Linked DNA regions of Homo sapiens: region 1 is linked to region 2. Evidence: chromatin loops called from intact Hi-C (ENCODE). Cell type or tissue: endothelial cell of umbilical vein. All regions are shown on one strand. Each heading gives the region's core, and the rest is flanking DNA. Links, peaks and the distances in the headings are about the cores only. Region 1 has its middle 63 kb from the start of LINC02971. Region 2 overlaps LOC107985365 (a long non-coding RNA gene).

What was found. A loop is a pair of places that touch in the nucleus more often than their neighbours do. Peaks named below come from ENCODE experiments on the same cell type or tissue, not always from the same donor. Only the 100,000 strongest peaks of a DNase experiment are listed, where the experiment ranks them.
Region 1: a loop joins it to region 2, with 5 times the contacts of the local background. A loop is called at or near these places in 4 of 110 quality-filtered maps.

The regions. Positions count from the first base shown.
Region 1 is chr1:234,890,239-234,897,673 of GRCh38, reverse strand. No RefSeq gene overlaps it. Among named protein-coding and RNA genes, the nearest start is that of LINC02971, 63 kb to the left of the region's middle. In endothelial cell of umbilical vein, for the core only: no CTCF peak of the experiment used is centred there; DNase peaks (open chromatin) are centred at 3,193 and 3,723; H3K27ac peaks cover 1,751 bases.
Region 2 is chr1:234,841,222-234,848,656 of GRCh38, reverse strand. The region is part of intron 2 of LOC107985365 (a long non-coding RNA gene); the gene reads left to right. Among named protein-coding and RNA genes, the nearest start is that of LINC02961, 85 kb to the right of the region's middle. RefSeq lists enhancers at 5,494-5,613, 6,413-6,482. In endothelial cell of umbilical vein, for the core only: no CTCF peak of the experiment used is centred there; a DNase peak (open chromatin) is centred at 3,986; H3K27ac peaks cover 1,491 bases.

The DNA of each region.
Region 1 (7,435 bases), core at 1,152-6,151, 49 kb before region 2:
GAAGTTGGAGAACCTCTGAATTAACTAGAAATATTTTCCAGAACCACATGTTCCAAGGTCTTTTCTTTTGCCTGATTATGCATGCTCACCCCTGCAGATGATGTGGGAGGGCTTACAAACAAGGCAATGAGGTCAGAGCCGATGCTTGTCAGCTGGGGTTGGGGAGCATTGGTTTGCCTGAATTCGAGAGAAAGGGGTCCGGGACCCCTTGAGCCCCCTCCCCCTGGAACAGACAAGGGCCTCCATCAATGTTCTAGGTATTGCTTTTCACCTGCCCTCTGGACGGACTGCCCTTCCTCACTCACTGGGGCGTGTACAGACCCTGTGCCCATCTGTTCTCCTCCGCCCCATCAGAGATACTTTCTCTCACCTTGGCTTCGCTTCCCACGGAAGGGCTGGCCAGATCCTCGGTGTTAGATGTGAATGTGATTTTCCAGGTACGCTGTGGGAATGTATTCTGTAAATGGATGCTGCCAACCGGCCAGTTCTTTGCCTGAAGTCCAGACAGCGTTATGAGTACCGTATGGAGACTAATTTTAGGGGAAAACCTGATACCGTGGTGTTGCCTTGCTCTGTCAAGCAGCCTTCCACAGCATGTGCTGATCTCTTTCATGTGGTTTGTTATCATTCTGATGCTGAATTATTGAATGGGCTACATCCAGGCAACTAACACAAATAGCATTCAACGTTGAATTCTGTGACTAGACATCATTCCTGAGGGCCTCCTGGGTGGTAGCCATTCCACAGGGGGCTGCGAGGTGGTTAGCATCTGGGGCGGCCTCTGTTCTGAAAACAGATCATTTCAATCACTGACCCAGAGTTCTGCAAATATCCGGATGTCACAGCTGAACTCAGGATCGGTGTGAGTTGTGTGGTGTGGAGCTCTCCAAGTTTTGTGTTTCTTTTCAGAGGTAGTGTGGTTATGGAGGGAGGCAGATCTGGGGTTGAGTCTGATTCTGCCACTCCCTGGCTGTGTGAGCTGGGGAAAGTTACTTGACATCTCTGAGCCTCATTCCCCTTATCCCTCAAGTGGGATAAAAACTCCTGCAGGGCTCTTAGGAAAATTACAAGAGATGCTAGAGTGGGGCCTCTGGCCCTTGGTAGGCAATCCATAAGCAATAAGTATTCTTGTTTTGGGGTTTGTCTATGGGCAAGGCATTGGGAAGACAACACATCTTATCCATGGAAAAAAAATGACTTCAGAAGAACTGTTTTAATGGAGGAAAGATGAAAAACGATTTCAGAACTAGAAAGCAGAGGTCCTTCCAGCAATGTTTGGGTTTCTTGTTTCAACATCCATCACAAGATGTACCTCCTGGTGAGTCCCACAGGGCACTCCTGGACAGCAGGTGAGAGACAATGTACCCCGCAACTGTGCCCTTGAGCCACTGTCCAGCCTGACAGCCAACTGTGGAGCTGTCTCAAGATGGTGGTGAGGTGGGCTGCACGTTGTAACCTAGGAAATGTTTGCCTGGAATCAGTTGACTGAAAACACCAAAAGCTTTGGCTAGCTGAGCAAAGAGTTAGAAGAATCAGTTCTTGACTTTTTCCTGTGATCTCATTGGTTCGGTCACTTGAACCCATTGTGACAGATGTAGCTGTCCAGATGAGAGGGCCGGGTGAGAACTTGCCTACAGCCCCTATGGGCAGCCCAGGAAGCAGAGCACTGCTGCTGCAGGGCATGGCTCAGACACTGGCCTGGCTGGGGACGGGCATGGGAGGCCCAGCAGTCCCGGATGTCCACGATTCCTGAGTGTGCACAGCAGATCAGGTACTCTGAATGCAGAGTTCATGATTAGGTGAAGTCACATGGGCTATTCCTTTTCTTTGTTTTTTCCTTTTAGAGACAGGATCTCATACTCTCTCCCAGGTTGAAGTGCAGTGGCACAATCATAGCTCACCGCAGCCTTGATCCTCCTGCCTCAGCCTCCAAGTAGCTAAGACTGCAGGCATGGGCCACTGTACTTGGCTAATTTTCTTACTATTTTTTTTGTAGAGATGAGGTCTCACTATATTGCCCAGGCTGTTCTCAAATTCCTGGGCTCAAGTGATCCTCCCATCTTAGCCTCCCAAACTGTTGGGATTACAGGCATGAGCCACCATGCCCAGCCCACATGGGCTATTGTTAAACATGAAGCAGAAGAGTATAATAAACATTTAAAATCTCCTAGATTCTTTTCAGCATGATGATAGTTTTTAAAAATTTTATCAAAACTTGTTTTGGGCATGCTTTTTATTATGGTGAAAAATACATAGTGTTAAATTGACCTCTTTCTGTCTGTCTGTCTGTCTGTCTGTCTGTCTTTCTTGAGACGGAGTCTCGCTCTGTCACCCAGGCTGGAGTGCAGTGGCGTGATCTCGGCTCATTGCAAGCTCTACCTCCCGGGTTCACGCCATTCTGCTGCTTCAGCCTCCCGAGTAGCTGGGACTACAGGCACCAGCCACCACGCCCGGCTAATTACTTGTATTTTTAGTGGAGAAGGGGCTTCACCATGTTAGCCAGGATGGTCTCGATCTCCTGACCTAGTGATCTGCCTATGCCTCGGCCTCCCAAAGTGCTGGGATTACAGGTGTGAGCCACTGTGCCCAGCCCATTTTCACCATTTTTAAGTGCATAGTTCTGGAACACTGAGTACATCCATGTTATTCTGCAACCATCACCACCATCCATCTCCAGAACGTTCTCATTTTCCCAAATGGAATGCTAACCCACTAAACGCCAACTTCCCTTCCCCACTTCCTGCAGCCCATGCTGACCACCATTTCTTCTATTGAAACTTTTGTTGAGACCAGAGGACCCTTCTAGCAGATAGGAGAAAGTGTTTCCATGACCTCCTCCTTCAACAATATATTTAAGAATACTTTTTAAAAATATGTTGGACTTTTGTTTCACCTCTCAGATGCAGACACTAAATAAAGCCATGAACACATGTGGACATATGTGGCCCCTCTGGAATAATTGTACATGCCTTTATATTGCCCTTGCTGAAAAGAGCAATATAATGTTTATAAAAGAACACTTACAAAGAAGAAAGACTTGGACCAAACCACCGTCTTCCTGAGTTGTTGACAGCTGTTATTCAGTGGAAACCTCAGTGGAAACAAAGAAATATTGCAGCATTGTTTGAACATGAACATTTGAAGTGGCTTCCTTCCAAAGCTTGGCTGATTTAGGTACCTGGGATCTGTGGCCAAAGCCTCCTGTACTGTCTTGATTTCTTTCCTATAGCTATTGTTGACGCAGCTGTGGAAAAGTCTGGTGTGTATCCTGAATCGGCAATTGCTTCCACTTGCTTAGAGTCAACTATTTCTAGGTTATGTCACTGAGTCTTCCCGAACTGTGGACTGTTCCATTTACAGGGCTTTTGCTGTATTGAGGAAAGGCAAGCTTTTCACCATGGAGGAGATTCGCCAGGTGTTCTCAGAATCTTAGGGGCAGTAGCAGCCAATGTATAGATTTCAATGGACAACCATTGAAATGTGAAGGTGGGAAGAGTCTAGAGCATTTAAGAGAAACAGACAGTGTTTTGTTTGTTTGTTTGTTTGTTTGTTTGTTTGTTTTTTGTTTTTTCCCCCCAGGAAGGGTGGTACTTCCACATCATCATTTTTCTTCTTTTAAAAATTTGTGGCAATGCAGCTTAGCCTATTTTGAGGCCTGAACGTCCTTCTGTAGGCCTGCCCGCCTAGTCCTGGTGCTGACTCACCATGGGCCCTGCTGAGTCATTTCACAGCTCATTTCTTCCCCCCACCAATAACACGGGGTCAATAACGCCTGCCCTGGTTGTGAGACTCAAATGAGAAAACCTATGTGAAAGTGATTTGAAAATCATCAAGCACTTTCCACGTGTACTGTGGGGGCCCTTGCCATATGCTCCTTAGGACAGGCATGTCTGAGTGGGCTTGGGGTGGAAGCCCCCAACCGGGTGCCCCAGTGGTTAGGGGTGTGTGTTGGGGTAGTGATCTGCTTAGCCCTCTGGCTGTGAGCTGTCTCCCCCATTTATCTCCTACAAATATTATTTCCAAGTGGGCCATGACAAACGACAAAAATAGTCAGGAAGCCTGACGGAGAAGGGCTGGCGGGCATTGGTAGGAACAGCTAGAGAGTCCTGGGCCAGGGATCCCACAATACACTCTTTCCAGTTGTCCAGCTCAAATGTCACTTCCTCCAGGAAGTCTTCCGTCAGTCCCCAGGGCACCTGGCCTCCACACTGCCCATCCTGCATTGGGCTTGCTCCTTTAACTGTCTCCTGTGTAGACTGTGGATTCCACGAGGACGAGGACAGTTGTCCACCTTAATCCCTGTTCCTGGCACACAGAAGGCCCTTAAATGAAAGGGTGGACACCCTCCTAAGCACCCTTGTGGGTATGCAGTCTTTATATAGATTTATAACTATGTCCTTTCTTAAGATTAGTTGAAGAATAAGTTTTGGCAGAAAACAAACAAATGAAAGTGGGATTATTTACAGTCTGTTTTCTCAAAATGTGGCCCAGGAACCAGCAGCAGGGGCATCCCCTGGAAGTTTGTTATAAATGTCCAATTTCAGGCCCATCTCATATGGACTAAGTCAGAATCCACTTTTGGCAAAAGACCAGGAGATATGTCTGCTCACTGCAGGCTGTGAGGCGCTGGTTTCAGGCATCTCCTGGGCCTTGCAGATGAGGGAAGGGAAGTCCTGCCCAAGCTTCTCCTAGATCTTGGAGCCGGAGAGCTCAAGGCTTCTCACCTGGAATTTCCCAGCTCTGGGGTGGGGTTGCGGCCAAAGGGATGACTTTCTTTAAGGGATCCAGGCAGAGGAACTGATGCACAGTTTAGGGGTGGGCCATGGGATGTCCCTTCACACTTGAGAGGGTTTAAGTCAGCAGCCCAGGGAGCAGGAGTCAGAGTAATGGAGTAAGCCATCTGCCGTGGGGAACTTAGAAAACTAGGGCTCCTTGCGCCCTGTAGGAACCCTGGCTGGCTAATACTTTAACCCCTTTTGCTCTTCCCTGACAGGGTTTTTTGTGTCCTCTATGTAGGGAGGGGTATGAAGAGGTCACTTTGACCTTGATTAGTTCTAACAAGTTCTAGATAAGAAGATTTCAGATCTTCCTTACCAACCCACCCTGGTATCATAGCCCTCCTGGTCTTCCTTATACCTAACTGAAATTTATTCTCAATACCTTGTGACAACACTTGCATTATTTTCCTGGATCAATATTTGACTTTGCACTGTTATTTGACTGTTTATGAGCTTAGTTCTGAACCAGACTACTGGGTTCAAGTCCTGGCCCAGTCAGACATTCATTCAGCAGATATTTATTGAACATCTGCAATGTGCTATGCACTCAGCTGGGCACTGAAGAAACAGCTATCAACCTTTCCCCTCATTCTAGTGGTAGACACTGGCAAGAAACAACAAATAAGTAAAAAAAAAAAAAAAAGCATTTTTTTTATCAGCTATATGACCGTGTGCTTGCATAACCTCTCAGGGGCCTGATTTTTTTGGATTTAAAATGCCAGGCAATAATAGTATTATTCTGAGAAGGTTGCTGTGAGCATTGAATGTATTAATACACACAGTGTAGGATGATACTTACAAAGAGCCATAGAAAACTGCCTAGCCAAAATAGCCATTCAGTAAGTGTTAAGCGCACTGTTAGCTGCTCTTGGTTGTCTCTCCAGCAGCATCCTGAAAACTTTTTGGGCAGGTGCGATTGATTTTTTTCTCTGGCACCCCAGATCAGCCACACGCTAGCCTGTGTGATCTCAGTCTTCCCATTTGATGAGTGGGAATTTAAGTCTGCCTCTTCAGGTGAGGACTGACAGAGCAGATTGACTTGGGTGTGCCTGCTGGGAGGTGCTCAGAACAGGAGTCCTGGGGTCTTGTCTTACCCAGTTCTTGGAGGCAGCCTCCTGGAAGGACTTATGTGTCTGCTGTTATTTCTGTAATTCCTGATTTATTGCTGTTGCCATGTTTGTTCTTTGAGAGTCCTTCAGCTTCATGATGGATAAATCCTTAGTCACAGTCAATTCCTCACACTGAGCAACCTTGGAGCTAAACTCTTTGAATCCATGTTTACTTATGTCATCAAATTGAACGAAGGAATTTATAGCTTTCTGTTTTGGGACAAGGACATTGAACCAACTGGTTCTGATGCAGAAATGAGATGGGTGAGTGACATACAATGCCATGTTTAAGTAAGCATGTCTACACGAGGGGCCTTAGGCTGTCGAGAGAATTTTGTCCTGCAGATATGGGACTGGGTGTGTGAGCTCCTGTCAGGACACACATGGGGACTCCTGTGGGAAGGTGTCAGGCCAGCCCAGCTCGGGGCTCATCTCAGACACACAGGGCCTTCAAACACAGGGACTGAGCTTTAGTTGAGGCTTGGGGGCTTGGGAGCCCAGGATGTGTAAGGGAAGGGGGCTACCAGGCACTGAGTTTGGGCAAGTCTGGGCTGGCCTGGGCTATGGGGTCCAGAGCTGGGAAGCACCATCCCTCTCCTGGGCAAAGGAGGGCCACGAGCAAGGGAAGGTCTGCAAGACTGAGAGGAGTCTTGGGGCACATCGTGGGTCTAGGGAAGGGTCAGGCAAGAGACTGGGCAAGATATAGGAGTGGGTCTGGAGGCACTGCCTGGCTCTATGGTGTGTGTGTGACTGGAGGAGGGCACGGAGGAAGCCCTCTATGCAGGACAGTGGCAGCGCTTACGGCCCCCAGGAAACCACAGGGACAGACCCAGCCTGGGCAGATGTCAGCAGGAGCTGTATGAGGATGTGGCTTCCTTGCCAGCCCTTGGATTCCCAGAACTACTGAGGTCCCTTGAAAGCAGGGCAGCCTGCAGCCCCATCCCCTGATGCTCAAATTGTGGCCACACTGAACAGTCACAGAGCCTAGGTCTGAATGCTTCTAGGAGCAGAGGAGTCATTACCTCCTCACGTAGCCTATTTGATCCATTCTTGATTTTTTTCCCACCAGATTTTTTTGAGGCATAACTCATGCAATTAAATGTGCAGATCTGAAATGTACAGTTCAATAACTTTTCACATTTGCATCCACCTGTGCAATCACTTCCCAGATCCAGGTAGAGAACATTTCCATCACCCCAGAAAGTCTCTCCATGCAGGCTGGGTGCGGTGGCTCACGCCTGTAATCCCAGCACATGACTGAGGTGGGTGGAACATGAGGTCAGGAGTTCGAGACCAGCCTGAGGCCGGTCTTTGGGAGACTGGGAGGGTGGATCATGAGTTCAGGAGTTCAAGACCAGACTGACCAACATGGTGAAACCCCGTCTCTACTAAAAATACAAAAATTGGCCAGGTGTGGTGGCACGCACCTGTAATCCCAGCTACTCAGGAGGCTGAGGCAGGAGAATTGCTTGAACCTGGGAGGCAGAGGTTGCAGTGAGCCGCGATTGCGCCACTGCACTCCAGCCTAGGTGACAGAGCAAGACTCTG
Region 2 (7,435 bases), core at 909-5,908:
GGTGCACCATGTTATCACATCTAACCCCACACAACCTTGGAAAAACTACAGATGAAAAATTTCCATTTTAGTTTTGATATTACAAGCCTGTTTTGAAACTCTGAATTTTTAGTCCTAAAAATGGTACTATCTAATAGATGTTGTGATACTTTTCTGTCTAATGGACCAAGATGGCTGCAAATACAATGCAAATAGACCAATTAACTCCACATTTCCTCAGAAGTCAGGGTAATAGTGAAAAACTGTTTTAATGGATAGAATCCATTATCATCGAGGGCCATAAACTTGAGTCTTTGAAAAAATAATGAATCAGATAGTTTCATACTAATATTGCTCCTTTTTCCTCCCTTTTAAGGTACCTTCTAATATTACCCGAATCTCCTGATAATGAAAGAATTGAACAATTAGATTGATCATGAAAGGTTTTACAGTATCTTTTCCTCATTATACCTATTATAAGGGCCTTGTCTAATTTGAAGGACCTAGATTTTTTAAACTGGTATTATTGTTTCTAGCTGTCTGATTTGTACCAATATTCAGATATCACTGATACTTCTGATGGTGAGTGTTTATCTAGATGTCTTTGAGAAAGGCATTTTTCTTGCCACTGTCTGTTTCTCTCTCCACTCCTTTTTTTAGTACCTATGCTGCTAAAGGGAGCACTATCTACTCCTCTCTTATGTTCAGATCCTTGGTACATGGTGCAAATCACCTGGCTTAACAGATGTTGGCATTTTGGTGACTTTCTCATTCCTTCTTGGGACCATTCTTGCCGGTGCTTGGCTCATCCTTCCCTTCTCATGTACAAAGGACTTGAACACTTTCAGTGGACAAAGTTTATCAAATATGTTTGCATAAACCCCTCTTTCTGTCTTTCAAGCTACAAGACCTAGGTTTCTCTGCTTAACATTTGCTTCATTTTACTAAGCCTGACCACACATTGTATAGAATGCGATTTCCTTGTTTCTGAGTGATACCAGGTCTTCAGGGCCTACATACAAGGCTGGCTACATAATTTGTAAGGCCCAGTGAGAAACAGAACTTCAGAGCTCCTTGTTAAAACATTATTAAGAATTTCAAGCTTGTGACAACAGAGCATCAGACCAAGAGCGGCACCCTGTGTAACTGCCCAAGTCACACCTCCATGGATCCAGCTCTTCATACATGTATAACTTCATATGAGTAACACTAGGCATGATCTGCAACTTAGCCTTAGTTTGTTTCTTTACTATTTTTAGTTTGCAGACTAAGATCATTGCTTATTTCTCAGTGCTTTGAAAATATCCCAGTGACTTCTGACTTCTATTGTTGTCACCGAAAAGTCTGCCATCCAAAAGAAACTATCAAGAGAGTAAATAGACAACCTATAGAATGGGAGAAAATATTTGCAAACTATGCATCTGACAAAGGTTTAATATCCAGCATCTATAAGGAACTTAAATTTATAAGACAAAAACAACCCTATTAAAAAGTGGGCAAAGAACATTAACAGACATTTTTCAAAAGAAGACACACATGCAGTCAACAAGCATATGAAAAAAACTCAACATCACTGGTCATTAGAGAAATGCAAATTGAAACCACAATGAGATACCATCTCATACTGGTCAGAATGGCTATTATCAAAAATAAACAAAAACAGATGCTGGCAAGGTTGCAGAGAAAAGGGAACACTTATACACTGTTGGTAGGAGCGTAAATTAGTTCAACCACTGTGGAAAGCAGTATGGCAATTCCTCAAAGAGCTAAAAACAGAACTACCATTTGACCCAGGAGTCCCATTACTGGGTATATATCTAGAGGAATATAAATCATTCTACAGTAAAGACACATGCACGTGAATGTTCATTGCAGCACTATTCACAATAGCAAAGATGTGGAATCAACCTAAATGCCCGTCAATGACAGATTGAATAAGGAAAATGTGGTATACATACATCATATAGTACTATGCAGCCATAAAAAAGGAATGAGATCTTGTCCTTTGTGGGACCATGAATGGAGCTGGAGGCTATTATCCTAAGCAAACTAATGCAAGAACAGAAAACCAAATGCCACACATTCTCACATGTAAGTGGGAGCTAAATGATGAGAACTCATGAACACAAAGAAGGGAATAACAGACACTGGGGTCTACCTGAAGGTGGAGGGTGGGAGGAGGGAGAGGAGCAGAAAAGATAACTAGTGGATACTGGGCTTGATACCTGGGTGATGAAATAGTCTGTACAACAAACCCCCGTGACACAAATTTCCCTATATAACGAACCTTCACATGTACCCCTGAACCTAAAGTAAAAGTTTTTTTTTTTTTTTAAGTCTGCTGTCAAACTGTTGTTTCTTTGAAAGTAATCTTTTCTTTTTTTTTTCCCAATTGATTTTGCCCTTTGGCAGCTTTTCCTTATAATGCCTCTAGATTTTTATATCTCGTTTTGAACTAATTATGCTACCTGAATCTGATTTTCATCTTGTTCTAGAAAACTGTCAGACACTATCTTAAAATATTGCCTCTTACCCCATTCTTTCTTTCTGGAGCTCCTATGTAATGCATGCTAGAGCTTCTCATTTCATCTTCCATGTATTTAAGTTCTCTTTCATGTAAGAAATATCTTTATCTTTCTGTGTTGCATTCTAGGTAATTTGTTTCCAAACCACTTCCTGGATGATCAATTCTCTCTTTGGCAATCTTTGCCCCGTTTATTAAGTTTTTATTTTTAATGTTACACATTTCATTTCTAGAGGTAACATATGGTACTTTTTCAAATATGCCTGGTCTTTTAAATTTATTTTCTCAAAATTTTGATTTCTCCTTTTACATTTCAGTTATGTTAACAACAATTCATATCCTCCTTCTGATAGTTCTATTAGCTGATGTTCTGGGGGTTCTGGGGACTCATTACCTGTGCCGCCCGTTGTGTCTGTTTATTCTTGTTTGTAGTGCACTCTTGCTCATGTCTCTAAACGCATTTTGTAATTTTCGATTGTGAGCTTCTATTTAAAAGAATGTGCTCACTATGGGAATCTTGTGTGGCAGAGGTTGAAGATTGGTTTCTATAGAGAAGTTTTTTATTTGTTTTGGCAAGTGCTCTTGTGATATTGGGACTCCTTTTATGTTAATTAATTGACGTAGCTTTCCTAGACCATACAGGTGAGTAAACTTAAGCTCCAAACCCATGTGAAGTGTGGTCTGTGGTTATGAAACTTGAGGTGACCTTGTTTTCCCTCAGCGGATCTCCCACTGCTCAGGCAGCCAAGTGTCAGCACTTTTTCTTGTGCTCAGACCTTCTTTATACTCAGTCTCTGGGATTTCCTTCACTCATTTCAGCTGTGCTTTTAACACCACACTTATTATTTTTCTACAGCATATTTAGGCGTTTCTGTGGCCAGAAGCTTTTCAGATTCTCCTCTAAGATATTGCCAAAATGATAGTTCTTGTCATCCTGAATTTCTGAACACAGAAAAAGTTTTCCCACGATGATTACAGATTTTGAGATCTCTCTAGATACTAGGGACATCTTTAGAAAGCAGGCCAAGAGCCTTGACCAAACTTACGGCAATTCTATTGTACTGATCAGAAAATATCACTTACTTTTGCATGTAGATTTTATTTAGATGAGAGTTAGGTTTTGTTTTGCAAAGAAAATAGCTAATGTATTCTTTGCTAAGAATGACGGTGATACACAGCGGTTGGATTTATTTAATAAAATGTGAGATGTTAAGAAAAAAATCTTAGGAATTTGAAGACACTGAGAGTGTTCAATGCAAAAAAAAAAAAAAAAAAGGCAGAGAGAGAGGGTGTTTCAGTTGCCTGCACCATACATACTCGCTGGTTCCGAATAATGCAAGGATTTCTCTCTTCTGTTCCGGTCTTTTGATGTTGAGTTTCCTGCCCCTTAAATATCTGCTTTACCAGAAAATGAGAAAGTCTTCACCCAAAAAAACAGCACAGAAGTGAAGCCAAGTGACTGTAAAAGGTTTCATAGCCTGGTCAACAGGGAGGCAGCTGGCGATCACTTCCTGCCTCACCCTGGAGGAAGGAGCTACTAAGGAAAGGGACGTCTAAGCTGAAACAACTTCAGGTGGTTCCTGTCCCTCTCTAGAGACTTTAAAGTCTCACTGCATGGAATGCCCTTGATATCCAGACTGGGAAAATCTAAGCCTGTGGACCAGGAAGAAAAGTCATTCATTTATTCATTCGTTTATCACTCCTACTACTCATGAGAGTCAAGTGAGGGCTGTCTGGGGACTTAGGGTAGGAAACTTTCAATATGGCTAGATATATGCACTTAACTATTTCTTTTTCTTTTGGATTGACAGTCTTATTTACTCTGAATACAGGGCATTCATAATGCTCATTGTTGCTGCTACTATTCTGTGAACACATGTTTAGAAAAAAACGTGGTGCAACGGTATGGGAATTCTGAGTTCACTTGTTCATCCATTTTTTTCTTTAAATAACATTTATCCAGTGGTATGTTATATAGAGCTTTGTACTGGGTGGAGTGGGGCTAAAAAGATGAATGATAAATAGTTTCTACCCTTAGGAATCTCAGTCTAATACCATGTGGGGGATGGGGCAGTATATTTACAGAAAGAAATGCTACATGGGGCATATTTAACCCACAAATGATCTAACTGAAGAATCAGAATAAATATTTCCATACATTTTAATTGTGGTAAAATATACACAACATAAAATTTACCGTTTGAAGCTTTTTTTTTTTTTTTGTAGACAGAGTCTTGCTCTGTTGCCCAGGCTGGAGTGCAATGGCACGATCTTGGCTCACCACAACCTCTGCCTCCTGGGTTCAAGCGATTCTCCTGCCTCAGCCTCCTGAGTAGCGGGGATTACAGGCGTGCACCATCATGCCCAGCTAATTTTGCATTTTTGGTAGAGATGGGGTTTCTCCATGTTGGTTAGTCTGGTCTCAAACTTCTGATCTCAGGTGAACCGCCCACATCAGCCTCCCAAAGTGCTGGGATTACAGGCATGAGCCACTGCACCTGGCCTATTTGAAGCATTTTTAAGCGTACCATTTGGTGGCATTCATTAAGTACATTCACATTATGGTGCAAACATCACCATCATCCCGGAAGCCTTTGCATCTTTCCAAACTGAAACTGTACCCATTAAACACGAACTTCTCATTCCCCTCCCCCTAGTCCCTGGCACCCACCATTCTACTTTCTGTCTCTGTGACTTTGACTCCTCTAGGTGCCTCATACAAGTGGAATCATTCAGCAGTTGTCTTTTTGCATATTGCCTGTCCAAAACTTTTTGAATGGAAAGAAGTATGTTTTACAGAAACAGGAAAGTCCCAGCCTTGTCTCTGACTGCTTCACCCCTTGGTTCAGCCCAGTGAAAGCTGGTCAACTTTCCTTAATGCTCTGAGATCCGTAATAGCACAACCATTTTAGTATCTTTCTCTGAAGACTGCAACACGCTGTCATGATATTAGTCAACTCAAGTCAACTGACATTATTATAGTGCTTATGAGGCTGCTCCTGCCTGAAAGCCCTTCACTGCCTCCCTGGGGTGTGGGTGGAGGATGAGATAAGCAGCTCACAAGTGGGACAGAACCCTGGCTCTGCGGAAAGCCCAGCTGGCTGCCACGGGTGGCATGTTTCTCGGGGCTTCCTGTGTGAGCGCATAGACAGCCCTGCTAGTCCCTCAGCCCAGATGCCTGCCAGAAACCCAAGCCCTGAGGATGCCCCTCCAGATGTGTGCTGTGAACTGAGCTTTCTGAAATCCTTCTCCTGGGGCCAGACACTCATCAAAGCGCCAACTCTATCGCAGACTGCATTTGAGTCACCTGTTATGTTTGAGATCCGCCCTGTGTTGGGAGCTGAAACCTGTTGGCTGGTCTTGCTGGGGTTAGGGAAGGGCCTGAAGTCTGGAAGAGGACTAGGTCAAGTTTCCTGCTGTACTTCTGAGGTCCTGGACGTGAAGCCGAAATGCTGCAGCTCACAGCCAGTGTGGTCAGCCGAATGGGAGTCAGCTCTGGGCGGCTTATTGCCATGAACAAAGGAGCTCAGTTGCTGGGGTTCACCTCCTATCCCATCAGAATACAAGCTGCACTGGGGCTAGATGTCCACGGCTGTATCCTCAGCACCTAGAAGAGAGTCTGGGACCAAGTGTGAACATCTATAAACCGGAGGAAACATCTGTTGGCAGGATATTTAGTATAGCAATATCTTTGGATAAAATAATCAACAAACAAAATTATGTTGTTGGAAACCAGAAAACGACACCACTGATGAATGTACTTAGGCTACTTAATCAAGAAATAGTCGCAATGATTCTACTTCTGTCTTCTTTTTTAAAAAAAATTTAATTAGTTGTTTTATTTTAGAATAGCATTACTGATTACCTTTCTTCCCTGGAAATTAACACATTTCGTAGAGACTTAAGGATGCATCAATGAAATACTTAGAATTGAAAGAGGAAATGAATTACTTGATTTCTCAGGATGTGTGTGTCTATTGGTGCTCTAGCACAGTTAAATGCTAATATTGCCACTGAAAACTGATGCAACTTTTGTGAAGCAACAGCTGTAACAGGGCCTCTGTGTAACACTTCCTTGTGTAGAATTAAAAAAAAAAAAGCTTAGGTTTTAGAAAATATCAGAAAAGCACCTCTTTATAGGCTTACCACATAAGTACATTGTTTTCATCCCCCAGTAGACTGCGATTGGCTTTGACTGGGGAGTTCCTCATTTGTCTCCGGGGTTGGGGCCCACTTCTGTTTTTTGACCACTGACCAGCTATGCTGTCTTCATAGAAATCAGGCAGTGGGCAGTGACCTGGTTCTTACTAACTCTTGTGATGCCTCACGCGATGTTATATCTGTCACCAGCACGCTCTCCTCTCCTGAGAGAGTGTTAGAAAATTGCGTGGTCTGGGAGTGCAGGGGTTAATGAACAGTTCGGAGATTAATGCTTCCTCTCCTTGTGGTCCCAGATGTCTTCGGGAATGCTTGAATCCTCTCCCTTTGCATCTTTTCCCTTATTTGTAGGGTTACCTGTCACATCCCTTTCGAACTTGCAGGGACCATGTCTGGACAAATTAGCCAAAGACTATACCTATGTTTGAAGCAAAATTTAATATTCCTCCAAAATTATGGCTTTCCAATTCTCCATGGCTCATGAAGAGGGCCCCTTACTCTTAGACAACAAATATTTCTGAGCACTGGCCGTGTTCCAGGCAGTCTGCTGAGATCTGGATCTGATGATGCAGTGGTAAATACACACAGACCCCACCTCTGCTCTTTCAAAGCCTATACCTGGTGAATGGCAGAAACAATATTTCTCCACGCCTTACACTCAATGAGTAACAAAGAGGAATCACAGTTATTGGCATAGCTCAAAAATTTTTTTTGTCAGATCCAGTTTTGCCAATCACTATGACAGGGCCAAATCTATAAAACATTGGGAGCTTT